2 separate regions of the Homo sapiens genome follow, and region 1 is linked to region 2. Evidence: chromatin loops called from intact Hi-C (ENCODE). Cell type or tissue: CD14-positive monocyte. All regions are shown on one strand. Each heading gives the region's core, and the rest is flanking DNA. Links, peaks and the distances in the headings are about the cores only. Region 1 has its middle 11 kb from the start of GADD45G. Region 2 has its middle 140 kb from the start of LINC03062.

The links. A loop is a pair of places that touch in the nucleus more often than their neighbours do. Peaks named below come from ENCODE experiments on the same cell type or tissue, not always from the same donor. Only the 100,000 strongest peaks of a DNase experiment are listed, where the experiment ranks them.
Region 1: it touches region 2 in a loop (2.5-fold over the local background); 5 of 110 quality-filtered maps call a loop at or near these places.

What each region holds. Positions count from the first base shown.
Region 1 is chr9:89,608,286-89,623,774 of GRCh38, reverse strand. No RefSeq gene overlaps it. Among named protein-coding and RNA genes, the nearest start is that of GADD45G, 11 kb to the right of the region's middle. RefSeq lists enhancers at 8,809-9,350, 11,882-12,430. In CD14-positive monocyte, for the core only: no CTCF peak of the experiment used is centred there; no DNase peak of the experiment used is centred there.
Region 2 is chr9:89,772,559-89,788,047 of GRCh38, reverse strand. No RefSeq gene overlaps it. Among named protein-coding and RNA genes, the nearest start is that of LINC03062, 140 kb to the right of the region's middle. In CD14-positive monocyte, for the core only: no CTCF peak of the experiment used is centred there; a DNase peak (open chromatin) is centred at 6,007; H3K27me3 peaks cover 660 bases.

The DNA.
Region 1 (15,489 bases), core at 4,508-12,507, 170 kb after region 2:
GGCAGCAAGGGAAGCCCACAAGCTGTGTTTATGGGAAACCAGAACAAAAAGGTAAACTCCAGCCCTGCACAGAGATAAAAATAACAGCGGTACAGGAGGTCCTGCCAGAAGCAGGCTGTGCTCACAGCTCCTCATTGCCGCTGGGCCTGGGGCCGGGACCCAAACAGCGAGGACAGCGGGCAGTTCACCCCCAAGAGCCATGGGGGCTGGCCTCCTCCTCGTTCTAGCTTGTACAATTTATCTCCCTCTCACTGGCTCCCTGCTTCTGCAGACATCTGAGAAGTTCAGTCGGGATACCCGACTCCTAGCAGAGCTTTCAACCAGGCCCTGTAAACAGTTCCCAGACAGGCTTCAGGACGGCTGCAAAGCACTCCTCTGGGCATGTTCCCAATGCCTGGAGTCATCTACTCGCTGGTGACCTTGAGCTGGTCACTTCACTGCAGGCGCCTCAGGGGTCTTCCCTTCCCAGGATGGAAAATGATACCCAGCCTTTGAGGTCATGGCAAGCGAGGACCATCAACCTCAGGGCTTTAAATGCTGAGCTCTGCTTACTGAGAAGCCCTTTGTTTACAGAGGCGCTCAGGGTGTGGGGCTCGGCCTAATCCCCATCTGCACGGTTCAGAACATCCCACCCCAGCCAGGGAGTGTGTCCTGGTGCGGACCTCCCCGGCTAATGCCAGTGCCATTGCAAAGGCTAGGTCAGCTGCCCTTGGGCGATGCTGAGCCTGGGCCATGATTTCTCGATCTAGTTGCCAGCGTTGGTTTTATCTGAGGACTTAGCAGAAGTATGATATGCAAACACCTACACATGCACACACATATACATATATACATATAGTTGCTTTCTGGTTTATGATACACAGGCTTTGCAGACATATTTGTAACTAACTGAAGAGAAATTTCATCCACATGTCTGCACGGCCTTCACTCTGCCAGAATAATAGCCAGGGAGGCCCCATGGCTACTTGGGGGATCTTCTCTCCTTCTGTTTTTCAGTTGGAAGAAAAGAAATGGTACCTTGCCATGCACCAGAAAAGCTTTAATCCCACAAAAAATGGAGCTTCACTTATCCCTGGCTGAAGCTGGCCACGGCTCTGCTTCCGTGCTCACCGCACCATGCCGATCCTGGGGTTGCTTTGGGGCACCCTGAGTTCATTCACTGTGCTTCCTGGAAACCCCAACAGACCTTCCTCTCCTGAAACTTCCAGGGTGACTGTATTTAGAAAGGCAAGTTCCTCTGAAGGCAAATAAAGAAATAGGGGACAAGAACAGTTTCCCAGATCTCCACTTCCTTGCATCGCAGGCCCTGGGGTGGTCAGTATGCATGAATAGGAAAGAAAACCCAAGGTCAGACTGCCTCAAGGGGGCCGTCAACCTCTGTGGCTTGTAGAGAGCACAGACAGGAACCCCACAGGGGATGAAAAGGGGAAACCTTTGGATGAAGCTGCAGCTGCAGGCACAGTTGCATGGTGGGAAAAACAAAGTGGTTCGCATTCCAAGTGTGGGGAGGAAACTCACTTTCACCATGTATCCACTCCAGGCAAGGCCCTCTCCTGGGCACACAACTTTCATGCGTCTTGTCTCAGTCTTTGCAACAATGATAGGAAATGGTCTGGGTGGAGTTATTGGACAGAAGAGGAGACTGGGAGAGGCTGAGACCACATTAGTGGGCAGGATAGGGTGTGGAGGTGCCAGGGATCTGCCTTCCAGCAGGTGTGAACTGGAGGGCCAGTCCCTTCTCCACCAGGCCAGACCCCAGCCAGAGAGGTCTCCTCCTGCCCAACTGCTGGCAGATATGCTCATGGCAGCGTTGATGCTGAGGCCCAGAGCTTTGTCAGCCAGGGAACAGAACCTCTCAGAATCTGCTCTCTGCTGCCAAAGCCGGGCCCTGGGACAAACAAGACAGGCTCCAGGAGAACCCTGCAAGCTGAAGTTGTTCTTCACTAATTGCTAAACTGTGCAAGACCAAGTGAGAGAATCAAAGCAACCAACTTCCAGCTCAGAACAGAACATACTGTGCACCGGCTGCTTGTCCATCACCTCACCCGGGGATTCCACAAGGTGCAATGTTCCCATAACATGATTGTTTAATAGAAACCAAGGGTTCTGGCCATTGTTTTTTCTGTGCTACCTTGTTTATTTGAAGTAATTTGCAGCCCTGAAAAAATAAATAAATAGGGCAAATGCTAAGGAGAGAGGACGCTTGTAGAAAAAATGATTTTGTTCAATTTTACCCTGTAGAAAAAGGCAAAAAGTATCATTCAGCTTTGAAATAGGGCCTTCTCCTTTCATGTTTATGAGACAGATGTCAGCCTCCATGGAAAGGAGCAGAAGCAAGCAAAAGAGGCCACAGCCTCATCCAGCACATGGCTGGATGGTGACAATGTCAAAACCAGAGCAAAAAGGCAGAGCCCACCTGCACTGGTAACACCCAGACATCCCCACAGACCCTCGGGTGGCCTCAAGAACCCGGGAGAATGAAAAACATCAAGAGAATCACTGTCTTTATTTTCTAGTACTCACTCTTTAAGAACGAGCTGCCAGGCCCATTTGGGAGGCTCACAGGGCTGTCTGCTGTTGCAGGCCATTGAGCACGGCATGCTGGCCCTCCTCACCAGCACCTTCGCCACTCTCTGCAGGGGCAAAGTAGCTCTTTACTTTTCACTCATCCTTGACTATCTGAGGTTGGTAAAGCCAACGCTGCTGACCTAATGTAATAGCTGGGGAGTCCAACAAGATTGAACGATTGCGCTTCACAATAGACAGGTATGCACTATGGGCACATGTGCCTGTGTGTGTGCGTGTGTGTGTGTGCATGTGTGGGAGGAAGCAGCTAACAGAACAGGTGATTATGGAACCTGGGGAAATTGGTGTCCTACAACTGGGAGAGACTTTAAGAGCCCATTGGCTTTAATCCGCAGTTCACAAGCAGAGAGGCGTCTGGCCATCTCTGAAGATATTGAGCACTGAGAGAGGGAAGGCCAGCAACCTGCCCCAAGGTCAGATCCCGAGTCAATTAGTGCATTAAGCACCTCTGAGCACACAGGTACTATGTGAGGTCAGACGTCTTAAAAATGTGGACATTAAAGCTCAGAGAGGTACCAAAAAGTCTGAAGTCACAGCTGGAAAGCTGGGAAGATCAGGAATTCAAAATGCAGTCCCCAGCCCCACGTTGGCTCCTAGCCCAGAGCTCTGGCCCCGTGACCAATAAGGGCCAAGGTAGGACAGCGTCCTGTCTCATCGTGTGGTGGCACAGCACTCCTCCCGTTTCTCTGATGCTGCATGTGATCAATCAGCAGAGGACAGCCCCCTATCCCAGGATCAGCCTGGAACTGGAGCTCGAGCTCCCGTTCAAGTTCAATGTCGGTTCAGGCTTGGCCCCCATTGAGCCAGAAATTTCTCCACAGAGCTCTACCTGGGTGGAAATGCAAATCCACCCCATGGAGTGGAGGGCTCCTCTGTCCTCTCGATGCCCATAGTGTTCTCAGTGAACCAGCAGAACTGTCCCCAGAAGCGTTTTTGGAAAAATTGCCCTCCTGAGTGTGCAGGAGATCCCAGGGGACTGACAGGCAAGTTAGAGACCAAGACAGGCTGCTCTTCCCAAACCCAAGGAGACCCTGAAGTCAAGGAGCAGCCAGCCAGAGCCTGGAGGAAGCCAGCCAGCGCATCCCCTAGGGAAGCTGGCCTACCTCAGAGTGCCCTGGCTTTCTCTCTGGCAAGTTCTTCCCCAGTCCTTGAAGGAATCCCTGGCAGACTGGCCTGGCCTCATCCCTGGCCACAGTTGGCCCTGGTCTCACCCAGTGAAGCTGCCATGCTGCAGTGAAAGGCACCTTCCAGCACCCCTGCAGGGAAGGAAAGCTCTCTCTGGTCTGGAGAGCAGCTTGGCTGGCTGCAGGGAACCACTCCTTGCAGGTGGCCTGAGCCTTGGGGCTCATGTGGCTTTTATAGCTTGTTATTTAGTGCCCAACACCTCAACTCTTGATAGAGGGGGTACTTAGCAGGGGCTCCCTAACACTTCAGTTGTACTCCTTTGGAGAAAGGGAGAATTCCCTTCCCTTAAAAACCCCGTACAGAAGCTAGGCAACACTGGCCAGCATTCACTGCACCTTCCCTTGTGCAGTCATTGTTCTGAGCACTTTTTTTTTTTTTTTTTGAGACAGAGTCTTGCTGTGTCACCCAGGCTGGAGTGCAATGGCATGGTCTCAGCTCACTGCAACCTCCACCTCCCAGATTCAAGCGATTCTCCTGCCTCAGCTTCCTGAGTATCTGGGACTACAGGCATATGCCATCACACCTGGCTAATTTTTGGATTTTTAGTAGAGTTGGGGTTTCACTATGTTGGTCAGGCTCATCTCAAACTCCTGACCTCATGATCCGCCTGCCTTGGCATATTTTATATCTTTGTCTCACAAGCATCTGATGAGACAAGGCCTGCCTTCCAGAGGGAAGCAGCTTGAACTAAGTTATGCAGCTAGTGGGGGATGGGATTCAACCCAGCCCCAGCTTCAAGGAAAGCTCCCAGCAAACAGATGCTGCCCTCCTCCCTGCTGGTGCAGTCCCTGCTTCCTCCAGCAGTGGTGATGGGTTTAGTCATTGTTATTTACCATGGTCTTCTATGGCTGTGTCACACTCTCCCACAGAACAAATGATATACACCACAAGATGCACCATAAGTCTTATTTTCATTTGGGGATATTGGATTTTGCCTTAGCTCATTTGGGCTGGTACCACAGAATACCACATACAGAGTGGCTTATAAATAACAAACATTTATGTCTTGTTGACATACACGGTACCTCCTCACTGTGTCCCCACGTGGTGGAAGGGGCAGTGGGTCTCTCTGGGGTGTCTTTTATAGGGGCACTAATCCCAGTCATGAGAGCCCCACCCCTATGACCTAATCACCTCCCAAAGACCCCACCTCCTAACACCATCACCTTGGGGGTTAGGATTTCAACAGATGTATTAGGGGCAGGCCACAGTCAAACCACAGCAGATTTACTTTCTAGAAGGCAGGATTTTAAGTCAGACAGGCTTCCCTTTTGGTCTTGGCTTCTCTCGTTGCTGGCTTCATGACTCTGAAACAGTTCCTGCCTCAGGCTGGGTTCCCCAGAGGCTGGGATGCGGACTTCTGTTCTGATGATGGATGGGGGTGCTCTCAGGAGAAGCGGTGTGAGGAGGGAAAGCTCGGCCAGGAGGTGGCCTGGGCCCCCAGGGGCTCTGGAGTGTGAAGTGTACCTAGAGCTGGTCCCACTTGGAGGCAGCAGGCTGGCCTTTCCCATCTCCTTTGCCCGCTGGTCTTTGGCTGGGGTCTGGAGAGGGAAAGCCCCCACGGCTCCCTGTGTGCAACTCTGCAGAGAAGGAGGGGCAGGAATTGGTTAGCAGCCACGTTCTCAGGGGCTGAGGGATGGGCACACCTGTTGCCAAAAGGAGTCTGAGCAGGCACCCATGTCACTGGCAGCCAGGCCTCAGTGTGGGTCCTGGCACCACTCATAAACTTCCTGCTTCCCTCCTTCCAGGCACCTGGGGGTTGTGCTGCTTTGCTTTCTGATTAGGCACAACCCCAAGCCTAGCTTTGTCCAGTGATGTGGGAGAGGCAGGGACAGGTATGTGGGACTGAAGCCAAGTGCTCTGCCAAGAGCAAGCCAGCCCCATGCCTGACCTGTTCAGGGTCATGGTTCCACTCAAGTCCTCCTGCGTGCACACCAGCCAGGGCCAAGCAGAAGGAGGTGTCGCCCCAAGTTCCCACAGAGAAAGGAAGGTTCACATTCTCAGATGTGTGGTGGCTCAGAGAGCCAAGAGGATGGAGCTGATGTATTCCTGGGGACCGGGGGACTGTCACCAGCCTTGGGCTGAGGGCTGAGGGCAGAAGATACGCACAGCAGAGCCGTGGGGCAGGGGTTCCTGGCAGGAGGTAAAGTGCAGAGGGGCAAGGCACCCCTGGGGACTCAGCCGAAAGCAGGAGTGAGAGGGAAGACACACCCCTACCTCCCTCCCCACAGCCCTCTCATCTCCCACCAACACCTCTCATTGGCCAAATCCAATGAGAAGCCAGCAGGCAGGGGCCCATGGCATGTCTTCCTGGGACACGCAGTCCTGGGCGCAGACAGGACACATAGAAGGCATGGGGGAAGAGGGACACATGTTGGAGAATGATGAGTGGAAATTGGACCTCTATGCTAGATTCCAGAGTTTAGAGCTCAGTGTATTAATTGATATTTTCATTATTGAAACTTAAATCATAGCATGAAATGATATTGTTATTTTTCCCACAGATAAGGGAAGAGTGGTGAGTTAACAGGGGAAGCCTGGACTTGATTTGAAAGCCCTTCCTCACAGGCACCAGGCCCACCCCCCACTCCACCCCACCCAGCTGATTTACTCCCTGGAGGTGAGTGAGGGTCCCCTGGCCCTGCTGAGAAGCTCCTCTTTGCAAAAAGAACTTCCACAACACGTCTACCCACCCTATGGTATAACAGATGTTCCCACCTTCCAGATGTTTCAGATGAAGTGGAGAATATCTGATGGGGTGGGGGCACAGGGAAATCGAGTCCCTGGGGGCTTACTTCCCAGGAAGCAGGCAGCTGAGACTGGGTGGAGGATGTGCCGAGACACAGCCTTGTCCCCATCAGCTCTGAGAAGAAGGTGGGGAGTGCAGGCCCAGTTACAAGAGGAGGCAGACACCACAGTGTGCAGGCAGCAGTGTTCTTGTGCGGAGCCTGGTACCGTCAGGTGCCAGTGGAGGGTCCAGGGGCTGATAATGTGCCCTCACTAAGTTGCTGAATTAACCCTTATTCATGAGTATCTCTGCCTTGGAATTCATCTCGGCAATTCCTATTGCCTCTAAAAACCCTCTAAAGGCTTTTCCTAGCAAAGAGCAGTAACTCTTCCCCAAAACTGCAATGGCATAGACGATAACATTTTGTACTTTGAAGTAATTTCTCCTTGAAATGAGTTATGTAAGCTAAATGAGCCTCACACCTGATTCAGGAAAATGAGTCACAGCAAATCTCCAAAGATGGCCCCGTGGCCACCCTCCCAGGATCCCTGCTCTCAGGTGGTCTTCTCCCCTGGGTAACCCAGACCAGTGGCTCCCACTCACCCACAAAACGCAGTGGGAGTGGAACATCCCTGTGCAGGACGCTCTGGAGAGAGACCCCGTGACAAGACCGTGTGGACAGGCCCCACGGGGAGGGAGCAGCAGGGATGTCTAGCTTCCTGGCGAAGACCAGCCTCACAACCCCACCCTGTGCCTTCCATGGCACTTCCTGAGCCTCTCAGCCAGTCCGGCTCCCACATGACCACCAGGCAGCCTTGGGCAGCCTCAGGTAGAGCAAGGGAATTGCCGAGCCCAGGCCAGCTGGTCACCGGAGCTGAGAAACATCCCAATATGTGTGTGGGGGTGATTTGTTATGCAGAGGGACACAGAGAGAAGTGCCGAATTCCCTCAAGAAGCTGAGCAATTCCTGTCCCGACCTTCAGGTCAACAGATACTGCCAGGTCACCCCAGGGCCCTACGCGTCTCAGACACATTGGGACTGTTAGAAGCCCACCCTCCCCCCACGGGCAGCCCACATCTAACACAGACCCCACTCCCTGGGCTACCATGCTCTCCACCGTGGGCCATCCTACTCCTGCTTAGGCTCTGAGAACCTCTTTCTCTCTCTCTCTCTCTCCTTCCACACACACACACACCTTCCCTCTCTCCCTCTCCATTCACCCACAGAAAAAGTGTACCCTTGGGTCCTTGAATCTCTCCTACTGCAAGAGTGTGAGCCCAGGCCCCTGAGCTGGGAAAAGCAAAGGCAACACAAGCAAGCCCAGCATCTGCTCTCCAAGCGTGGGCTCCCTGCAGACCCAGCCTTAGGACAGGACTGAGGGGGTGACCGGGAGCAAACCTAGAAGATGTCCCCAGGGCAGTGACTGTCCTCAATTCTGTGCAAGAGCTCCACCTGCCTGAGTTCTGCTTCACTTTTAAAGCTCTGCCCCAGTCCATCACCCCCACCTGGCCTGTCCCCCAGGACACTCAAGCCCCTAAACACTAAGCACAGTGTGTACATCTGTTTGTTCTGATATAACCAAATACCTGAGACTGGGTAATTTATTTAAAAAAATAGAAATTTTTTTGGAAGTTCTGGAGGCTGGAAATCCAAGATCAGGGCACCAGCAGGTTCAATGTCTGGTGAGGGCTGCTCTCTGCTTCCAAAATGGCACCTCTTTGCTGCATTTTCTGGGGCCAGGAACACTGCATCCTCACATGGCAAGAGGAATAGAGGGATGAAAAAGAACCAAACTCCCTCCATCAAGCTCTTTTATAGGGCACTAATCCTTTCACCAGGGCAGAGCCCTCATGCCCTAAACTCTTCCCATTAGGCCCACCTCCCAACACCATTACACTGGGGATTATATTTCCAACACATATATTTTAGAGGACATATTCAGACTATGGCACATGGCCTCATCTAGTGGGCTTCAGCAGCTGTCCTCTGAGCCTGCAGTGACCACTGAGAAGTGCCTATGATGATAGTCCCTTGGAGGACGCAGCTGGGGGTGTACCCCTGGGCTCCTAGTTTAATCCCTGTAACCCCTACCTGATATCATTTGGGCCTCATGCCACACTGTTGACCTCATATGGGCACTGCAGGAGTCTGGTGACCAGAGGAAGCCAGCAAGTTCTGCTCAGGCCTCACTTTAGCTGCCGGGGCCCCCTTGGGGAGCTCTGAAAGTGGAATGGCCCATTTGCCTTGGAATGGGCTTCCCAGTTGTGGGGTGGTCTGCTTCTCTATCAACATAATCAAGATCAAGGCCAGGGAACCCAGCATGGACAGGCAGCTCCAGATGGCTAAGCTCCTTCCCCAGCAGAGAATGCTGCCGCCGAGGGACCCCCAGCTCCTGCAGCCCCTCTGGGTGGGCAGTTGTTTCTCCTGAGTCTTCTCCAAGCTCTTGGAGAGACTGAGCATACCCAGGGGCCTAGGGGCCACATAGAAGGAGAACAGCTGCTTGCCCCTGCTCATGACGGTGAAAGCAGAAACTCACTCACCCTCCCCTGCATGGGGACTGTGGGCATCCACACAGCCTGGCAGGACCTCAAACCCTCAGTCAGCCCAAGTGGATCATTTGGTGACATGTGGGCCACCTACCAACTCCCTGGACTTTATCTTGGTCATTGTTTCGGCCTTGCAGGGCTTGAGTGATTTGCAGACATGTCAAGACACCATGGTTTTAACTGGTCTTATGATAGCTGAGCCTAACCTGCAGTTGCAGCCTCCTTCCTGGAATGTTAGCATCAAATTCTTGCTCAACGCGGGAGTTCCATGAATTGCTTTGCTGCCGTGAATCACTCTAGGGAAATTTAATCTTGCTGCAAAAGAGGATACTTTCTCCAGAGTGTAGCTGTTCCTTTCCTTTCAATTTTGCTTTTTACTGTTGTTTCACTGTTGTTCCTTAGAATTCTATTTGTCTGAACTTTGTCATAGTGAAAACGCAACACATTTTAATTATTCTCTTGAATTTTCCCACTTGCAGAAGATAGGCTGTAAATGAGTGACCCCAATCCACCATTGCAGGGTAGGGATAACGCAAGTGTCAAAAATCGGAATCAATTCTAATGACCATGTTTCATCACTGACAGGCATGTAAACCTCAAACCAAAGCAAACTCTGAAAGCTGAAAAATGAATCATGAAACTCAGTAGCAAATCCCACCTCCCCTGGAGGTGAAGTAAAACCACATCAATGGCTCGGTATGAGATCAAGATGGTCAGTGGTTATAGGACAAGAGACCCACTTTGAGGGGGGAAAATAAAAGCTTTGACATCCTTTTAACAAGTGTTCCCATAACTGAGTGACTTTGTTCGGTCAGCCTCAGCTTTCACACAGCAAGACACAAACTTTTCCTGGATCTCATTGATCTGCCTGTCCCACATCCAGAGGCTAGACAGACAGACAAACGCGTCAACTCCTCATAATGGGAAGCCACAAGCAACAATAACAAAATGAGAGATGCTTTAACCAAAAGACTGTAGTACAAGAAAATTAGGCGAGGCAGGTCTCACTTTCCCATCTGCTTCCTTCTCTGGAGAACCGTGAATTCCATAGCTATCCTGCTTGTGTTTGGCCCATCATCTAGGCATCGGATAGCAGCCCAGAGGGGATGCTAAAAGGCCTTTGTTTCAACTTTGGACCAAAAGGCCCTGGGTCAACAAAGCCCAGACCTGATGAGGAGACCTGGACCTCACTGCAACTATGGACTCACCTCTCTGAGCCCATTTCTTTGCCTGTGAAATGAAGAATAACTAAGCTTCCCTCCAACACTAAGAATCTGTGATTTGACAGCACTTGGGAAATTTCATATAAGGGAAAAGATTTGGGGATGAAAATCAGTGATTCAGTGGCCCAGTCAGTGGCCCTTGGGTCTTTTAATCCCCAGCTGCAGGTGAGCGATAGAGGGTTGCCAATGTTCTGTAGGAATGAGCGTGCTCCAATCAGAGCCAGAGACTGGACCACAGGCACAGGCCTGCCCACCAATCCCATGGTGACCTTGGAAGGAGCCCCCTGTCCCGACACTGCCACCTGCTCTGTATAGGCCACCTCCTTAAATGCTAAGGTGGAACCCAGCTCTGGTAGGGCCCAGGGCCCGCAGGCTGACTCCTCGGCTACCTCCATGCCCAGCCCCCACATCTCCTCTCTAGGCAGACGCCCGTGCACTCCATGCATTCCACCTGCAAGCAGAGTCGCCGTTCAAGAAAACATGCAGTTCACGCAGCTGGACCAGCACGTCCAAGGCCCCGGGGTATGAAAGGGCATGATATGTCTGGAGAGAGGGAGAAGCCCTGTGGGACACAGGGAGAGGCGAGAGTTGGGGAGGTGGTGCAGGACAGGAGTACAAAAGCTGTAAGATGAGGTCCAGGTAGACCCAATCGAAGCATGAGAGGTAGGGGGAGGGAAGGAGGAGACCCTGATGTTCCTGGGATGTATTCGTTCCCTATTGCTGAGTAACAAATTAGCGCAAACTCAGCAGTTTAAAACATTCGCTATTTATGGGCTCACAGTTCCATGGATCTGAAGTCAGGCAGGCTCAACTCACTTTTCTGCTCAGGGTCTCACAAGGCTTGAACCAAGCTGTCAGCCAGACTGCGGTCATCTCTAAGGCTCTGGGGAAGAGTTTGCTTCCAGCTCATCCATGTCGTTGACAGAATTCAGTTCCATGCATCTGTAGGAATCAGGTCCCCATTCTCTTGCTAGCTGTCAGCCAAGCACCACTCTCAGTTTCTAGAGGCCACCCTCAAATCTTGCTCTATGAGCCCCTCCCTCTTCAAAGCCAGCAATGGTGTGTCCAATTCTTCCAAAATCTGCAAAGTCTCTGGCTCTGCTTCCCCAACCAGCCAGTCTCTGCTTTTAACATATTCATGTATTAGGTTTGGCCCATACAGAACATCTCTCTGTTTTCAGGTCATCTGATTAGTAACCTTAATTACATCTGCAACATTCCTTAATCCCACAACTGTGGGAATAACACCAGGAGGCAGTGGTTGGAGGTTTGTGGTAGAATTCTGCCTTCTGATGAGATATCAGCTGACATATCACTAAGATAAGTAAGACAGTTTCATCTGTCAGTCACTGCGCATCCAGGTGAGAAGCAGGTGGACAGCAGCAGGGGCAAGTCTGAGCAGCTCCCCATGGGCTGTACTCAGAGGGAGTTGCTTGTGCTGGATCTGGATGGGAAAGGGACTCGGGGACTTTGCAGGGGTCCTTCTGAGACATTTACTGAACTTCTATAAAAAGAAAATTGCTCATCTCTGGCAGGTTTTGTGGAATCCCGTGCTCCCCAATAGCAAACAACACTTCATGTGACCTTCACTGATTTGCAGCCTGACACCATCAGCTCAGTCTCAAAGGGTCACCCATCCCTTCTTTCTGCTCTGAAGGCAGCTCTGCTGGATGAGCCTGTACTCCACGAGAGGCATAGAAAACACGCAGGCTGTCTCCTTTCCACAGCACCTTCTTCCACCCATTTTGGTCGGGTTGTATTTCCTAGGAAGATGCCACTTCTAAGATGTCAATTCTAATGCATTTTCCTCCATGCGACAAAGAGCTAAGGAGGACTCAGCCCACTCTGTTCTCCCAGAAACACTGTTCTATTCTGAAGCTCAGAGGGGAGTCTTGCGGGACAATTGTCTTATTGATTGTTATCAGGCTGTGCTTTCAGGCTTGCACAGTCATCCACAAGCCTTCTGCCTGCACCACTTGCCTGATCATGGTCTCAGGGATGGTGGCAGGTGGCCCTCATCCTCACCCACCCTTGCATCTCCACCCTCCCCAGCAAGCTACCCAGCCCCCAGACTCTCTTCCCTTCCACCCAAGATGAACAAGCTTCTGGACTCTGTCAGATGTACTGAGTGATTTAGGGAGAGTCAGGAAAATGGAAAAGGAAGCCCAGGTGAGCTCCCTCCAGCCACGGCCCAGGACACAGATGCAGATTGGGCCAGACCCAAAGGAGTCACATGATCTCCACTATAGCAGGGGCTCCTCTGACCAGGAGCCTTCCTGCTACCCCCAAGCCTATACTGGCATCCCTAAAAGTAGGGGACTCAGGTAGGTGACAGTAAAGAGCTGGACCCTGAGGACAGGGATGGAAGGGGCAGAAGCAGAGCATGGACAGAGCATGGAGAAACCTAGGAGACAGAGCGCTGCACCCTGGGCACACTGGGATATGTGGAGCCCACCCATGTTTGCACAGGGTGTGATACTCTCTTCACCGGGAAACTTCACCTCCTCATCACTGTCATCATAGCCCACCTCATAGCCCAGTCATCCATCCACAAGCCCACCTCAAAGATCAGGACCTTGGCCCCCAGGGAAGGGCATGGAATAAGCATGCGGGTGTGCATGGCTCTTTGCACCAGGCCGGGCCCTGGGCAGAGACTGACTTTGGGCTCAATCAGACAAGGTGTCCGCTGGACCTCCACACAGGGTCAGGGCCTAGCAAGTTTGAGGGGATGGATCTGGGACACTGAGTGGATGGAAGGGAACTGGAGAGAGCCCCAGGCCAGGCCAGAGAGCTGGCGCCAGGCCCAGCTCCTGGGAGCAGAGGCTGCTCGTTTCTCGTCTGAGTCCCCAGGGCCTGGTTCACAGCAGGAGCTCCAAAATGGAAGTGAAGGTGGAGGGGGAAGGGGGAAAGAAAGGAGGAGGAAGGGAAGGATGTGGGAGAAAATGGACGAGAGGGAAGAGCAGAGGTGGAGGTGGAGGTGGAGGCAAAAAAAGGAAGAAGAAGAGAAGGTTGCAGGGAGGGAAGTAGAATTGGAAAGCAGTCTTTGGAAGCCACTAGCAGTGCTCAGGAGGGAAGCACAAGTCACAGCTTGGGAAGTCTTGGACTGGAGAAAAATCGAAGAAATAGAAAGAAAAGGGAGATGGTGAGAAGGAAAGAAGCCGAGGGTGTTTTTGATGCAAAAAGGTAATGGAATGCCAACTGTGACATATTTTTTAGTTGGCCAATGAGAGTCTCATAAAATTAGCAATTGGTATGGGAAATGGTGTCCCCACACTCACCTTTCTCATTCCTGTCCTCACCGTGTTTTCTAGGCAGGATGAATAAGAGACGGATGGGCTTGGGAATGCGAAGCCATGGGCTCAACTCAATGCTGTCAGGACCTTCCAGGCAGGCAAGGATCAGTGGGGAGGCCATGCCTAGCACTGTGCCTGGCACAGCACATGTGCTCAGGAAATGCCAGCTGAATTAATGAGGGGATGAATGAATGAACGCTTGAACCACATGGTGGACAGCCTATGTCCTACCCTTGAAGCCCAGCAGCCCAAGGCAGTGCCTGTCTTACCCAGCATGAGGAGCTCACAGAGGTTTTAAAGGCCTCTGCTGCATCAGTGGGCAAGAAGCCATGCATCTTGTTGGTGCAGCCACCAGCTCCCAGTATCTAGACTCTGCCACCCTGTGTGGATGAACTTTACTCACACACTATTAGTTGATGAAGGGAGTGAAATTATTTGGCAATTTTATTCTAGTTGATAAAGGGAAGTTTGAGCTAGACCTAAAAACCAAATATAAGTTTGCGCTAGGACAGAATTCAAAGCCGTGTAGTCATTCCAGGCACCCCGAGGCTTCCAGCTGGCCCTGCACACGAACTTAGCCACTCCTCTGGCGGCCGCTTGCAGCAGCTCAGGTGCACCACGCAGGATCATGTCTCATTGCCCCCAGTTAAGTCATAAAGTCTCTCCTTTGTGACCGTGGAAAGACAATACACTTTTGACATTTTGGAGGGCATACTCAAATGAGGAGTACAGGGGTTGGCATCTTAGAAAAGCAACTGAAAAACACAAGAATCTCAAAAAAGCAAAATTGGGTATCTGTTTACTGAGCTGACCCTACACGCCTTGGTTTGTTTGCCAACATCCTTGCTTTTCCTCTGAAAAATTCATTTTTTATTTTTTCTGAAGTGGCTTCAAAACCAATACGCATTGTACTTCTGAGGCTAATGGTTTAATAAAATATATAACACAGAGAATTAGAGCCCTTAAAAATAAAATAAATCTCAGAGATCATTTTGTCCTATCATCTTGCCAGGAGAGGAACAAGGAGACCTCAGCTCCCTATGTGGGCAATGCTGGGTGTGGGCAAGGAATGCCTGACTCTCCAAGCTGCTCCTGTTGTCATTCTGTATCCATTTCATCTTCACAACAGGTGCTTTGCCAGTGCCAATTTTTACAGTGACCATATGCAAAACTTAAAAAAATTAAAAATAAGAATGCTTTACTTTCATTGCTCTGGGGGTGGCAAAGGTTTGTTTTAGACATGTGATACCTAAAATCCTGCAAACGGCAGTCATGTTTCCAGTTCAGTGAGGGCTGCAAGGTAAAGAAGATGCCCCAGCTGGATCCCAGGCTGGAATGTGTATTTTCACCCAGGCACTGGAGCCTGCTAAAGCAGAGACAAGCCCTGTCCCAAGGTCATGTGGATATATGGGAGCTGTAATAGCATGTTAAGGAAAAGGAGACGGTAACTAAATCCAATGCAGACTAAGCCAAATGCAGCTTAAAAACTGTTGGGTGTGCTTGTGTGTGTTACAGAATATGTAAGAGGAAAAATAGAAGTTCAGAAGGAAATATTAATACATCAAAACTTGCTGATGGTCAGTTACAGGCACTTTTACTTATTTCTTTAATGTTGATGTATTTTACAATTTTTCTGCAATGAATACATATAACTTATAAAGGTAGAAAGTTATCTAATGAAAATAGCCTTCTTTCCAAAATAAGCCTGCCGCAAGTGCTCCAGCACCCGGAAGTTCATGGCAGCAACGTGTTGGTCCTGAAACCAGACGGCTAGTCCAAAACCCACTAGTTCACTTGGAGTTCTGTGGTCTGGGACAAATGTCTTCGTTAGCTTTTAAGTATTATTGTCATTAACATTCATTCAGTGCTTTCTAGATGCCAGGCATTGTGCTCGTCTTTATGGGTCACCCCCAACACATATGTAGTG
Region 2 (15,489 bases), core at 2,549-10,548:
GTCGGATATAATACTCTGAGTTGACAGGCTTTTTTTTTCCTTTCAGTAACTTTAAAAATGTTATTCCATTACCTTCTGGTCTGATAAAAAGTTTGCAATCTTTCTGATAGTTTTTCCCTCATATATAATGTGTTGTTTTTCTTTGGCTTCTCTCAATTTTTTTTATCTTTAGATTTAAAGTTTGATTATGATGTATCTGGGAGTGGATTTCCTTATTTTGTCCTGTTTAAGGTTTGCTCCATTTCTTGAATTTGTATGTTTATGTCTTTCACCAAAATTGGATGTTTTTACCTATGATTTCATCAAATGAAAAAAGAAGTCTATGGGGCATTTTTCTTCTGTCCATTTGGGACTCTGGCATAAATAGTAAACCTTTTAACCTTGCTCCACAGTTCTCTGAGGCTCTTATTTTATTCTCTGTTGTTTATAAAGCATAATTTCTATTGTTCTATCTTCAAATCAACTCCTCTATCATCTCTTTTGCTATTGAGTCCATCAATGGATTTTTAAAATTTCTGTTATTGTATTTTTCAGTTCTAAAATTTCCAATTTGTTCTCTTTTTTATACCTTCTGTTTTTCTGTAAGACTCTTTATATTTTTGCTTCTTCCAAGAATGTTTGCTCTTCTTCTTGAAGCATGTTATAATGGCTACTTTAAATGTCTCTGATCATTCAAACATCTGGATATCTTGGGTTTGGTGTACGTTCATTGTTCCTCCCAATGAGAATTTGTCAGGCTTCCCTGGTTTTCCTTATGTTGAGTAATTTGGGGCTGTATGCTGAACATTTTGAATATTGTTATAAAGTTATGAGCCTTCATACAACGTATGAAGAATGTTGGGGTTTTGCTTTTTGCTTTTGTGGGCAGCTAATGAATGTGATTTCAAGATGTATGTTCTAATATGCTTTGTATAAGCTATGGTTCTAATGTCAGTTTAGTTTTCAAAGACTTTCCATTGTTCTTTAGATCAGTTTTATGTGTGCACCACTCATTACAAAGACTGAATCCCAGGAAGTGGTCTACTCCATAGTTCTCAAAACCTTTAGCATGCTGTTTGGGGTCAGATCCATGCATACTCAGCTTGGAGCAAGCCCAAGAGTTCATATACAATTGGTGGGTCACTTTCTTGAGCTTCCCCTTTCTGGAGTTCCTCCTCACTCTTTTGCGTCCAGGGATCTGCTTTCTTGGCCCTCTGCCTAGAAATCTGAGCAGTTTAGTTTCCTGGTTCTGCTATACACTTACTGCAAGTGTGTATATGTGCAGAGTCAAGCAGCAGGAGGCTACAGAGACAAAAAAAAATGCAACAGAGATTCCACCACACTCTTCAGACATATTCCTCTGATGAAAAAGATTCTCCTTCCTCAGAGTTTTGGGTGCCTACCCAAATCCACTGTCACCACTGTGACAGCTGCAGCTGCAGGCATGAGTTTCCTTGGGGGACAAAGGATGTCTTCCACTCTCTCTGCTCCTTTCTACTCCTCAGGCCAGAAAGTCAATCCTTTCTTTGAAGCTCTTCCTGTTCTTGCCCAGTGCATTATTCCAGGACCCATGCTGCCCTGGGGTGTATGCTGGTAGAAAAAAAACAAAACAAAACAAGAAACTCACCACTAGATTTATCATACTTCAAACCATCTGATTTTCTTTCCCAGTATGCCTGCTACCCTTTGCTTTTCAGACTCTTTAGAGAGCCGCACCATTTACCTTTCAGACTCCTCAAATAGTTGTCCCATGGATTCTCTCCAAGATTTTAGCTGTATTTTGTGGGCGAGAAAGAGTAGAGTGTGTTTTCTCCATCTTAACGAACCACAATTGCCCTATTGCTGTCTTTTGACTATGAAAGTTTTTAAAGTACTAATTCGAGAAATAATCTTAGAGAAAATATACTACACTCTTTATGCAAATTATCAAAAGGAGAAATAGTTTCTAATGTCATTTCAACATCAGAGATCCACATATAGAATGTTAGACCTGAGAGGCACCTTGCATTCATCCATTCTGTCCCTCATAGGTCCTTTTTCTCTTTGCCTTCTCAAATAGGAGATATTTGAGGTACGTGTGTGTGGTGGGGGTGTTGTGTATTTACTAGAAGAACAAAATTTGCAGACGTACAAACTATACTTGGTAACTTTTGTTTTGTTTTGTTTTGAGATGGAGTCTTACTCTCTTACCCAGGTGGGAGTACAGTGGCGTGATCTTGGCTCACTGCAACCTCCGACTCCCAAGTTCAAGTGATTTTCCCACCTCAGCCTCCCAAGTAGCTGGGACTACAGGCATGCATCACCATGCCCAGCTAATTTTTGTATTGTTAGTAAAGATGGGGCTTCACCATGTTGGCCAGGCTGGTCTCAAACTCCTGACCTCAACTGATCCATCCATCTCTGCCTCCCAAAGTGCTGGGATTACAGGCGTGAGCCACCACACCCAGCCAATACTTGGTAACTTTTATCTAATGTGTGCCACATTTTGCATTCTCAATCCTGGTTAATTGTATAATTACCCAGAAAGTTGCACAAATTCCAAAATCTCCACCACTATAAACTCTCACCTCAGCATCAGCTCATGCCCAGCCAGCCACAAGTATATTTTATCCAGTTGCAGAAATGCCAGCTCTCCTGCTCGCTCCACCACTGAACCAGCCTCATAGCCTCCCATATTCCAACTTCCCTCCCAATGAGTTTTCCACACTGTCATCAAAGTCCCATCGCTAACAAAAATATGGCCATGCATTAAAACACCTCTAATTAAAAGTCAGTGTTTCTCCCTTGCTTGCTTGCAAATCTCATAAATGTGCATACTCCTTTTAAGAGAAAAAATAATGTTCTTAAATCTTTAGTGTTGCCTCAAATTATATCACATGATTAGTGTTATTCTTATTTGTATTTACATTCAAATGAAAACTGTATATAAGCACATTATTCTTATACTCTTACTTAGCTATAAAAGCAAATATAATTTCATACAAATACAAACTATAAAACCAATAATATCATATTAAAGTCATTTATTTAATGTGAATAATGATGTTGTTTACTCTAACTAAATGACTGATAATAAGGATAAAAATGTGGCTTCAGGTCCAATTCTATATTTAATGTTTAGCTTTATTTGTTAATAATAATACCATTAAGAATGCTTGGTAAATGAAAGAATAATAAGCTCTTGAAGGCTTTGTTCATTAGTTTTCAACAATCACATCTCATAGTTAACCAAAAATGCCAGCCACCCATCCTCAAAAATCACTTTTATTGGAATGTTACTTGATAAATTAGTCAAGTTGACTTGTTCACTTGAAAATACAATAGCTGTTTTGCTGTTACTTAAATCTACATTAGATTTCTAAGATAATTAATTCTGCAAGTAAAATAAAAAATTATTCAATAGTTTCTCCAACACTTTCTGCTAATAAACCATTGAAGTAACAAGACGGGCTGTGCCAAGAGCATCCATTCACAACGAGACTGCGACATGACACAAATGAGACGAGTTCTATGGATGCCGACAGCTTGATTACCTTGTTCAAGGTGACGACTTTATTTTCACCCTCCTCTTCTCCTTTCAAACTACTGTGAAACCTCTTTATGACATCACTGTGCCTTCTTTGGTGTGGAAGCAATCCTCCATACAAAATGCCTATGGCACTGGAATCAAGCGAGTGTGGTCTCTGTCCCCTTGGTCTGAGCTGGCTCTCCAGATGATCCAGAATAGACTTGTAATATTTCATTTTAAAATATCACCAGTATTAAAAATGGGAAAGAGCACACAGATTTCTGAGAGTAGATCCATGGGTGGTCTCCAGTATTCCACACAGCTCAGTTTGAGAAACGCTGATTTACAGGACAAATTCTGAGCCCCTAAGTGCACTGGACGTGGCCCATCTCAAATCAGGATGAATTATCTATTCTTTTTCTCATCTCCAGCCTGGCCAACATAGTGAAACCTCGTCTCTACTGAAAATACAAAAATTAGCCAGGTATGGTGGCGGGTGCCTGTAATCCCAGCTACTCGAGAGGCTGAGGCAAGGAGAATCACTTGAACTCGAGAGGCGGAGGTTGCAGTAAGCCGAGATTGTGCCACCACACTCCAGCCTGGGTGACAGAGAGAGACTCCGTCTCAGAAATAAATAAATAAAATAAAATAAAGAAAGAAATAGAAGTATTTAACCACAATCTTTACGAGGTGCTATTGTTGATGAGTAATATAAACTCTCTCCTTGGCTTTCCCAAAAATTGTTAGGAGAAGTTTGTACCCCCTTCTTCTGAAACAGCATTTGGAAAGGCTGAAGGTAGGGCTCACTACCAGAAATTAGATTTCAAGCCCATCCCACCTGTGCACAGGATGAACAAGTGAGACCTACCTGGCTTTATTCTTTCCCATCAAATAATCAGGATAAAATTTTTCTCCAGTGGGCAGTTGGGTGTCCCTTCTGCCTCCAGCCTCCTCTCTTCTCTACTTCCAAGAGACCGTCTCAACATGCTCCTACCACCCCCATTCCCACCCTGAGTTTTTCAGCACTGAAGTCAACTTTAGGTGGATACTTTCCATTTGGGGCCATCTGCTAAACAAACAGGTCTTCAGCTAGGAAGGGTGGCTGCTTCCTATGGCCTAACTTTGATGTGTTAATATGTTACCTGTCTCAAGACCTTTCAAGAGGAGGAGAGAAAGGGCAGGAGGAGGAAGAAAAGTCCTTCCTACTAGCGATGTATCTCTCTCCTTCCTTTTTTTTTTTTTTTTTTTTTTTTTTTTGAGATGGAGTTTTGCTCTTGTTGCCCAGGCTATAGGGCAGTGGCACAATCTCGGCTCACCACAACCTCTGCCTCCCGGGTTCAAGCGATTTTCCTGCCTCCTCAATAGCTGGGATTACAGGCATGCGCCACCATGCCTGGCTAGTTTTATATTTTTAGTAGAGACAAGAGTTCTCCATGTTAGTCAGGCTGGTCTCGAACTCCTGACCTCAGGTGATCCACCCACCTTGGCCTCCCAAAGTGCTGGGATTACAGGACTGAGCCACCGCACCTAGCTTGTGATGCATCTCTTACTAGTGCTGTGCAGGCTTGTGGTCATCTAGGAAATTCCTTGGGCCTGGAGCTATAGCAAGGGCTGCATTGCAATGCCCTCACAGGCTAGAGGCCACTATTACTATTGTTTTATCAGTGCTATAACTCTGCTGATAATGGTACAATGAACCTACAGCTTGGAAGTGGCCCTTTTTCCTTAGAGTCCCAGACTTGAAGTTGTCCCGGGAAGGTATCAGGGACCCCAGCATCTGCCCATCAGCCTCCCAGCTGGCGGGCCTAAGAGCTGCTTTGAGGATCAAAGAAATTCTGGAATGATACAAGACTCACAGATCAAGGAGACTCACCTGTTCTTTCAAAGGGTCTGGAAGAATGCCCTGTTCAGGGAGGCATTGAGGCTATCAATGTAAGCCCAAGGGGGTGTTCCATTTCAAGATAAATGATGCAAACCGACACATCACACACATGGTCACGGATCCAGAGATGACCATGGTGCTTGGGAGGCAGCCCAGAGGGGCCCAGGGGCAAGGGCTCTGGGGCCAAGGCAGTTGTAAGGTGTTACTACAACACAGTGAGACTGTGGAAAGATGAAAAGGTGAGAAGCAGGAGAGAAGGAAGAGGGCAAAGGCAGAAAATACAGCAGTGTCCTTTGGGGATAGAAAACAATGCCCTATAAATCACATGTCTTAATGGATGCCATTCTGTCCTCTGCAGGAAAGGCAGGCTTAGCTCAGAGAAACCGCTGACTACATACAGGGAAATAACTACATCTCTTTGCACTGAATTCACACACCTTTTAACATGGAAATGCAAAATGGGGTTGGAGGATCTTGTGCCCTTTATTCCCATGGAGCACGGGGCTCATTGAGGCCAATAGCTTTCAAAACTCGAGAATTGTCTGTGCCACCCAACTCTCCCAGGCTGTGACTTCCTCTTTTCAGCAACCACTGTGCCCAGATGGAGGGAAGCAGTGAGTTCACACAGTCCATTGCCTCTCTCTGAGCCAGGCAAGGGGGTATTTCATTTTGACCCAGATCTATTTGCAGACACATCATACAGGGTGTGACTCAGCTGCTCCGCTCGCCTGGCCTAGGATCCTCCAAATATCAGCCAAGCTTGGTTTTTAGACAGTCTCAGGGTGAAGGTGCATTTCCCTCCCAAGGAGAGCTGCTGTAGCAATGCCATGAGGACCAAGGTCCCAGACTTTCACCCTGTACTCGCCTCTCCCAAAGCCCAGGCCTCTCTGCTTGCCTCATGTTCCCAGGGTGCTCCTGCAGTGCCTGACCGCTGAGCTCTTTTCCCATCGGAAGACAGAAGGAGGGAAAGAAGGAAAAGGTAATGTGCCCTCTCTTAAAGTCATCTTTCTCATCGGGCCTGGCTGGTGGCAAGGAGGCTCGGAAATGCCACCCCTTCATGGGCACATGGCCACATGGAATGACACCAGGCTCTGTTCCCAGAGAAGAAAAGAAGTGTGGATACGGGGCAGTGGCTCCTCTCCCTCTTCCTTTCCCTGCCCTTCCTCTGGGGAACTGAAGTCATTTATCAGTGAACAAGAAAGTTTGGCTACAGGATGCATTTATTGAATGCATGCATTAGCTGAAACATCCAAGTAAGCCATTGAGCCTACTGACATGAAAAGAAATACCATATCTTTTCTAAGGCAAATCAGATCGTCCCCAAGCCCCCATGTACTAAGTGAGAAGACCAGCATCAGTCACATCTCATGGTTCCTTCCCCATCCCTTGAGTTGTTTGATGCTTACACTGTCCAGGGAAATGAGCAAGAAGCCACACTCTGTTTCCCTTCAAAGCAGCAGCACCCCAGTTCTCCCGGTAAGCTAGCCAGCAAGTCAGAATTGGCTGGCCTCCTGGAGCTCTTCCAAATTCTGTGTAGGGTCTTTCCCTAGATTCCTGGCAACCTCTCTTTCTGTTCAGCCCTAAACACAACAAGCCGTTAGTTGCTTTTTGGGCAAAGGAGCCCAGAGCACGGACACAGACTCCCCTGCCCCTCCTTAGTGGGAAAGAGACGTTACCTTTCACTCTCTTAGAAGGGAGACCCTGCAGTAGCAGGAACATAAACCTCAATTCGTTTCTCAGAAAATTCATTCTACTATAGACATTTCTACTTAATTCTGTGGTACTTTTTTTTTTCTTTGAGATGGAGTCTCACTCTGTGGCCCAGGCTGGAGTGCAATGGTGTGATCTCGGCTCACTGCAACCTCTGCCTCCCGGGTTCAAACAATTCTCCTGCCTCAGCCTCCCGAGTAGCTGGGATTACAGGCAGGTGCCACCACACCCAACTAATTTTTGTATTTTTAGTAGAGACAGGGTTTCACCATGTTGGCCAGGCTGGTCTCGAACTCCTGACGTCAGGTGATCCACCCGCCTCAGCCTCCCAAAGTGCTGGGATTACAGGCATGAGCCACTGCACCCAGCCTGTGGTATTTCTAAATGTACATTTTGACAATCTACAAACAGCTTTTAGGGTAAATAAGATTGCTCTTGAATTTTCTAAAAGCAGTGATATTTAAGTCATTCACTCTCAAAATGATGAATTTCTTGTTTCCCTCTCCCGATTCAGGAAATGCGTAGTTGAACTTCTCAGGTTTGCTTGAACTTCTCAGGTTTGCTTTGCACAGTCCTAAATCAAAGATGTGGACCAGGAAAATCCCACAGGAGTGTGCAGGACTGGCTTCTAGGACTCTTTCATGATTAGGGAAGGTGGCTCTAGTGGACTGAAGTACGAATGTTTGAAAATAAAAAGGACACACAGACCTACTCCAGGACAAATGCCTTGCTCAGTCTTTCCAATTCCTTATGGCTGAGCTGTAGAAGGAAGGCCCAGAATATTCCAGAAAAGTTCTGCACAGAGAATAAAGAAAAGGATGGTCATTGCCATTTCTTGGTGCTGAGGCAAAGAGATTGGCTATTTCTGTCTGCAGATTTCCTCACCCCCAACCAGGGTTTGATTTGAAACAGACATATTGTCGAAATTTTATGTGGAAATAGAAGCATTCTTGTGCTGCTTAAACCCCACCAGAGTCTCCCTGTGGGATGTTTTTTCATGAAGCCTTAGATCAAGCATGACTAATCTCTAGCAATTTGGTTAGTTAAGTTACTCCTGGTTACCTCTCCTTTCAGACACCTGGGACTGAGAGAACCTTCCTGGCTGAACCAAGCCCTACACTTCCAATCCAATGGTGGGCAGGCGAGTGGCCTTGGTGGGGTAGTGGAGAGTGTGGCTGCCTTCTGCAAAGAGTGCCAGGCAGATACTGTCATGTGCTGGCTGTGATGTTTTTTGATATTCTCTGGCTGTCTTTGTATTAAGTATTTAGACATTTAATATATTACAAGAAGCAGTACTTTGAGTCATCCCCATCGGATGAGAATCCTTCATGTACACGATACTCGTTATTTGGCAACCGGATCTCATCCACATCTTTGTAATGACTAACACATATGTTTTCCAAATAAATCATTTAGCAGATGTAAGGCGGTTCTGGTAAGTTTCTGTTAAGATCCACATTGCAGAAATCAGCCCATTTGCACTGGAAGAAGCCTGGCTGACTAGTGAAGGCAGACACTCTTAAGTGAAGAAAATAGCCTCATTCAAAATTTAAGAACAATGAAGTTCATTTCTAAAATACTTGGAGTTTTAAGTTGAAAAGTGAGCGAGTGCATGAAGCAATTACACGGCTTAAAAACACACACACACAATTGAAGTTTAATTAACTGTTTTTAACTCAGTGTATCTTCCGACTAAACACAGTTTGAAGTATCTCTAAGTCATTTTCTCCCAACAGAGAACAAAATCACACACCCTTTTTAAATCCTGAATCTAGAGGAAGTAGGCTGGATCTCTTCAGCCAACTGGCAAATGGGGCCTTTCTTCCTGGTGGGCCTTTGTAGCCACGCTGTCCCTTCCCCTGGGAGACGCCCTGGCCATCACTGCTACTGGTTAAAGGCACTGGCTACTACAGACCTCTGCTCCCTCTTCATCAGAAGCAGCCCTTGATCTTGGACAACTTAAAGAGAGTCTTAGGTTTATGGCAGCGTGGAGAGAAATGCCTCCCGGGTCAGAGCTGCTCTTTCCTGCATTAACCCAGGGGCTGCACTGCTCTGCTCTGTGCACAAGGCAGGCAAGCGGGACTGGCTGAAGCTTTCATGGCAATAAGCGGGAGGCCGTTCAGAGCCCGCTTCTGCTGTGCTCAAATCAACAGTCCCCCTGTTGCCTTGGCTCTACCACCCACCCAACAAACAGCTAAGAAGGCAGCAGCATGTGCTCAAAAACATTCAGGATGTTAAAAAAAAAAAAAAAAAGTTTAAAACTCATTCACAGGGGAGGTTTTGCTACGTTACACGGGCCGATGTTTCATATTAACTTCATGCTTTCTAAGGTTGCGTTTGGGGTGACTAAGCCTCCTGATCTGGTTTCAATCCAAAGTCCGAGGTAAGTGTTTTCCCCTTATCTGCGATCATGAGTGAAGCCAGTGGAGGGTGATGGGCATACGCACACACATGCACGCTCCCATCAGAGAATGAAAGGAACGTGATTCTCCACCCTGATAACACCCAGGGGCTCTGCCAGCTTTGAGATGCTCTCATTTGGCACTTAGGAAGGTTTTCAGACCACCAAGGCATTCTTTTAAAGTAAACAGACAGTAAACAGACAGTAAAGGTGGCCCGGTGAGTGAGTTGGCCAGCAGCCCCCTCCCGCCCGCGTCGGTTCAGAGGCTCGTCATCCACTCACAGCCTCATTCAAAGACTCCAATCACAGAAAGCTTTCTGAGGTGCTGGAGACATAATGGTCAATAAAACAGAGTCCAGAACCGCAAAATCATCCAGGCTAATAGAGAGACCAGCAAACTAACTTTAATGCAGTATGACAATTGCTAAAAGAGGGATAAGATAAGCAAGCTGCCTGATGAATGACACAAGGAACCCTCTCCGAGTAGCTGGAGATGGAACCTCAGAGTCCTTAATGTCCCCAACACCCCCAGGGCCCAGAGCTGGCAATCCCAGCAACTCCCAGGAAAATAGACATCCACGGTATGACCATTCAGTGTGAAAACTCAGGCTCCTTCTGCTCTCTGGCAAAGCTGTTCTCTCTCTTGCGCTGCGATGCAGAAGGGCAGCCCGAGCTGGGTGGCCCTGCAGAGAGCATGCCCAGCTTGTCTAGCTGCACCTGGCCCAGAAACCCAGGGGTGGGGCCCATGCATCTGTTCTGAAGTCCCCCCACCATGCATGGCACTCTAGGATGTCACAGCACAACTAAGAGGTCTGCCTGCCCTGCCAGGATCAAAGACATCCCCACTTCAGAAGCAGTGATGCCTATGCTAAGACGGGCAAGCTAGAAGGAGCTCATTAGGTCAGGAGATATGCCAGCTGAAAACACCCCAGGCAGAAGGGGGCCAGGCTGGTGTGCGGGGCACAAGGCTCATTGAATACAGTGAACACATCCTAGGGGAGGTAAATGGAGAAAGACGCAGCTGCAGACACAAGCACAAGACACACACAAAGAAGTCATAGGGAAGAGCATGGAATACACCAACTAGGAACCAGGCACTGTCCAAGCTCTGGAAAAGGCTCTCAAAAAAGGAGCTGACGTCTCTGCATTCTGGAGGAGCCAGGCCTGTGGCAAACCGTCAACTAATAAACAGCTGACATGGAACTTAGGTAGGCTGCCATGGGGGATGAGGAGACATTGAAACAGAGTCCCTGATGGAGAGTGAGCTGACAGCTGAAGGTGGGAAGGAGACAACCAGGCTGGATGACGAGAGAAAATGAGCCTGTGGCTCTTATTCTTAAGTATTAGTGGCTTTGTTATTTTTGTTCTTTTTAAAGTAAACACTATATTTAAATTCCCTTATCTGGGTTTTTCTTCCAGCATCCCCTTACTCCCACTCCAGGAACTGAGGAGAGAGCCCCTGGCTCTCTGCTCCCTGCCCTGCTCCTGTCTCTCATCATGCAGTCAAGGTTGTGAGCGTTCTGTTCCTCTCCATCACCAGGGTAAGCCCTCCATGCGTTGTCCAGAGCTTGATTGCAACGTGGAAAACAGAACAGGGGCCCGCCGTGATGATGACCACCTATGTTGGGCACCGCAGGCCAAGGGGCTCACCAGGGTGGATTCTTTTTCTGCAAGTCCCATGTGTCAAACCCATCTCCTGGGCATCGGTTGCCCAAAATTGCACCCCGCACTTGGACCACTTGTAATTTTTCATAGTTTCCAGATGCTTGGTTCCTTTTCAAAGTACTTGGAGAGCAAGAACTCTGGGGCTCTGGGACTCAACTTTGGCTCATTCCATTGCACAGAAATCCCCTCTCCCTGCAAGTGCTGGTGCCACATAAGTTCTGGAAACTGCACGTGTGGGTGCGGGGTCCAGCTCCCCCATCTGCCCCCTTGCCCCACAGAATCACCAGCTGGTTGGCCACACATCCTCGCTTCTCCACTTGGTATTGGCTTATTCCCTGAGGAGTCAACCTCACACCTATGGTTTCCTAAGAGGAAAGCCAGGACTCAGCAACAGCCTGTGTCCTGGGGAAGCTGCAGCCTACCCTCAGCCCAGGTTGAGCTGCGGGGTCTCATCACCAGCCCTTTCCTGCACATTGTGCCGGCCGAGTGATGGCTGCTGTCTGTGGGCAGGGGTCAGCAGATTTCTAGTAGGGAGTGAGGCTGACCTTACAACTACCTACACACACACACACACACACACACACACACACACACACACACACACACACATACACATTAATGCAGAGACACAGTCCTGGGGACTGAGTCCTATGCACAGAGGGAGAATCGGGTCTCTGGACTCCAAGTAGAGGCAGACCACATGACCTTGAAGAGCTACAAGAGACCTGCAACTCCTCTGCTCCTTTCAAATGCAGCCTTATGATTGGATCGGTTTCAGAAACCCCCGTGTCTGAAGGACATTGTTTCTGAGTGAGTACCTGACTACCAGAGCCGCCATGCTGCCTGGCATGGTGGTGCAGGTCCCATGCAGGCTGTGGTTGTGGGCTGTTTCCAGCAACTTGGGGATAGCTCTGGGAGCTGGGATATCCTTGAGCATAGCTCCTGGGGAGCAGGGAGGCAGATCAGTCTCATGCATTGCAAAGGAGCAGCTCACGAGCAGCTTGACTCCCCTGAGATCACAAGTCCCAGACAATGATGGTGACAGGAAGGAGTCGCAGTCAGGTCTGTGCAAGGGACTGGCTTCTCAGTCGGATCCGGTACCGGGTGGGAGGGGAGGGAAGAAAGAACAGTTGGCAGTCTCAGCCTGAAAGATGCCTCCTTGTGAGCCAGACCGTAAGCATCATGATACCCTTCCAGGAGGGCACCCCTGGGAAACATGCTCTAGCTTTTAGCACCCTTGAGAAGGCACTGCTATTATTCTTGTACTCATGACCAGACAGAAGGTGAAAGAGGTTAAGAAAAGTCAGGGCCAGCTGTGATGGTTTACACCTATAATCTCAGCACAGGAGGATTGCTTGAGGCTAGGAGTTTGAGACCACCCTGGGCAACATAGTGAGACCCCATTTCTACCAAAAAAAGTTGCATTAAAAATTAGCTGGGCATGGCAGTACATGCCTGTAGTCCCATGTACTGAAATGGGAGGATGACTTGAGCCCAGGAGCTTGAGGCTACAGTGAGCTGTGAACCCAGGGCTCATGTTGCTCGCCTCTTCCCCAGACCATTTCATGACTGCATTCCTGCAACTGGCTTCATTGGCCCCAGTGAGCATCTCAGACTGGGTTGCTGGTGTTCACTGGAATTCAGATACTGGGCAGGGGGAGTCCCTCTGGGACCTGGCTGCACCCTCTGTGTGGAAGCTGGCAGTTTGGGGGACCTGCGGCAGCTTCCTTGTGGGAGCAGAGGGCCAGGTGGAAGACTGCCCCTTAAGGAAGGACGCGGTCCAGGCCCCGGGGGTGCTAGGAATGAGGAGTGACTGATCTGCAAGAGCTGGAGGGGCCTCCAGAGCAGGATTCCCTGGGCTGGATTCCAGGGTGACCAGAAGAGAATCGGGTGGGAGTCCTGACTCCACACTTTCCCAATAGATCCAAAGGGGTTCAGCCTTGATTCTTTGGTTCCAATGGAACAATCTTGCCAACACCGTGCTCCACATTGTAAGTGGGAGTTTTCTTCTGGTCACACACCTGGGACTCTGCCCAACCCTGGGAAGCCCTTTCCCAAAGGCACTTGTGTTTCTGGCAAATAGCAAGCCACCACAAGATTTCACCCCCACCCTGCTGTACCCCTGCTTTCATGCCTGGAATCTTGAAACTTGACTTCCCTTTGTCATAAAGCCACAGTCTAGAGGCTGCAACATTGCCCACTCCCCTCTGCGGCCTCTCATCTAGGCCTGCCATGGACTCACCCAAGGCTTCCTTGTAACCCCTACATCGGGCGAGACAGGGCCCTGCATGACTATGTTTTTTAAACCTAGTAAAAATTTGAGCACAAATTTCAATAAAGCTATACCTACGATTGCTCAACCCAGCCAGTTTGAATACCCATAACATCCAGAAAAGGAAAAGCAACTGAGACTAATGAACCATCTTATCTACCCACCCATGTCTTTTAAACATGGAAATTTATAGGCAAAATCAGAATGAAATCTCTCCAAATAACCAGAGCAGTCCATGTTAGGAAGGAGACAAGGGCTGGAAGCATGGCGCACAAGGGGATTCCAGTATGATGTTTGGGTAGTCCTCGCTGGGAGTGGAAGCGGCTAGAGAACCAGGATTTGAGGTATTTGGTGAGGACTTATATCTCCAGACCGAGCAACAGGGCTGGGCAGGCTGCAGAATGTGGCCACAGAAGGGCATGAGGCCCTCCCCTATCAGATGTCCTATGTGTGCGCCTCAAGCTGAATGTTCCTTTGAAAAGGATGTCTTTTCCCAATAAACCAAGCCATTCCTCCTTAAGGAATCTCACAGGGACTCCCAGAACTAAGATCCAAATATGTTTTCTATAATGCTTATCATGTTAGAATCACTCCCATAGGCTAGGGAGTGATACTATACATAATTAGTAGCCCATGGAATGAATCTCTGCCCTACAAGGCTGAGATTACAGCATCATTCATCCTGCCCCTTCAGCATGGAAACCCTTTAGCACATTAAGAGAAGGAACTTACTCATAATAAAGCAGAATTCCTCAGGCCACCAGGATTAAGCCAAGAAGAAATCTACTCTTTGATGCTTGAATAAGTTTAGAGAAAAATTTAATGTCATAGAATAAACAGTTATTTTAAATAAGACTATTTGTATTAACTGAGAGGGCCCTTAATGTATGAACGGTAATACGTAAGCTGGATGTCTAGAGCTAGAAATTTGAGTAGTTTCCTCTTCCAACTCTTCCCAGCCGTGTAAGCTTGAGCACAACTTAGTTGACCTAAGTCTCAGTTTTCTTATCTGTAAACTGGGGATAGCAGTAATTAAAGTGGGTTGTTGAGGGGCATTATATACTATGCCCTGAACAGTCCCCTGAATGTTTTTGCCTCTAACTTGGACTAAACAGAATATGCTGAGCAGTGACCTCATCATATTTTTGAGATGTTTCACTTTTCAGAACTTGTCTTTGATTGCTTTGAAGAGCAGAGGTTGACAGAGTACGAATTTTGTTTCACTGATGTCAGCACTAAGGGAAGTGATGATGCGCCCTTTTGTCAGGGCCCTGTGGCTGTGGCCAGCCTCTTGTACAATGGGCGGCTTGCACTGGTGGGTCGTAGCTCGTAGGAATCAAGTGACCGAATGGCTGGATGTGGATCCTCCGTGCTGTTGTTTCAGTTGCTTGCTCCTGCATAACAAGCCACCCCAAAATGGAGCACTTAAAGTAGCAGTGATCTCTTGGCTCTCCACGCTGTGTCTCAGAAAAGCACACGGGGCTTGGTTAGACAGGTGTTTCTGATTCATGCGGCACCGGCTAGGGCTGCTCAGCCCGACTGGAGGATTCAAGGTTGTCTGGACTTTGCCTCTGGTTCTTGGGTGGCATGTCTCTTTTCTCCTCCAAGTGGTTACTGCCTCCGGTAGGGCAGGACCCCAGAGGTATAGACTTGACCTGCCAAAACCTCCTAAGGCCTAGCCTAGAAAAGGCAGGCCTTCACCTCGGTCTGGGCCAGTCACATTTGGGATTCAAGGATGCAGAAATGGGCTCCACTCACCACCTGAAGGATTCAGCAGCACAGGACATGGACAAAGGCCACGGAGGGCACTGAGTCATCTTCAGGAGGAATATCCTAAACGAGGGGTTGGTGCCTCTGCACCTAGAACCCAGCTGCCTTCCTCCAGAGCTGGGCATGACCAGACCTCCCCTTGCTCACCCAAGGCGAGGAGAAAGCAGAAGTCCCCACACTTGTTTTGGGCACAGGTGCAGGAAAGGGATCAAGAAATCCCAGCAAAGGAAACAGAAGATGGCTCCAGGGAGCGCAGAGAACAGGAGAGTGGAGGGCCAGAAAGTAAGAGAGACTTTGAAGGA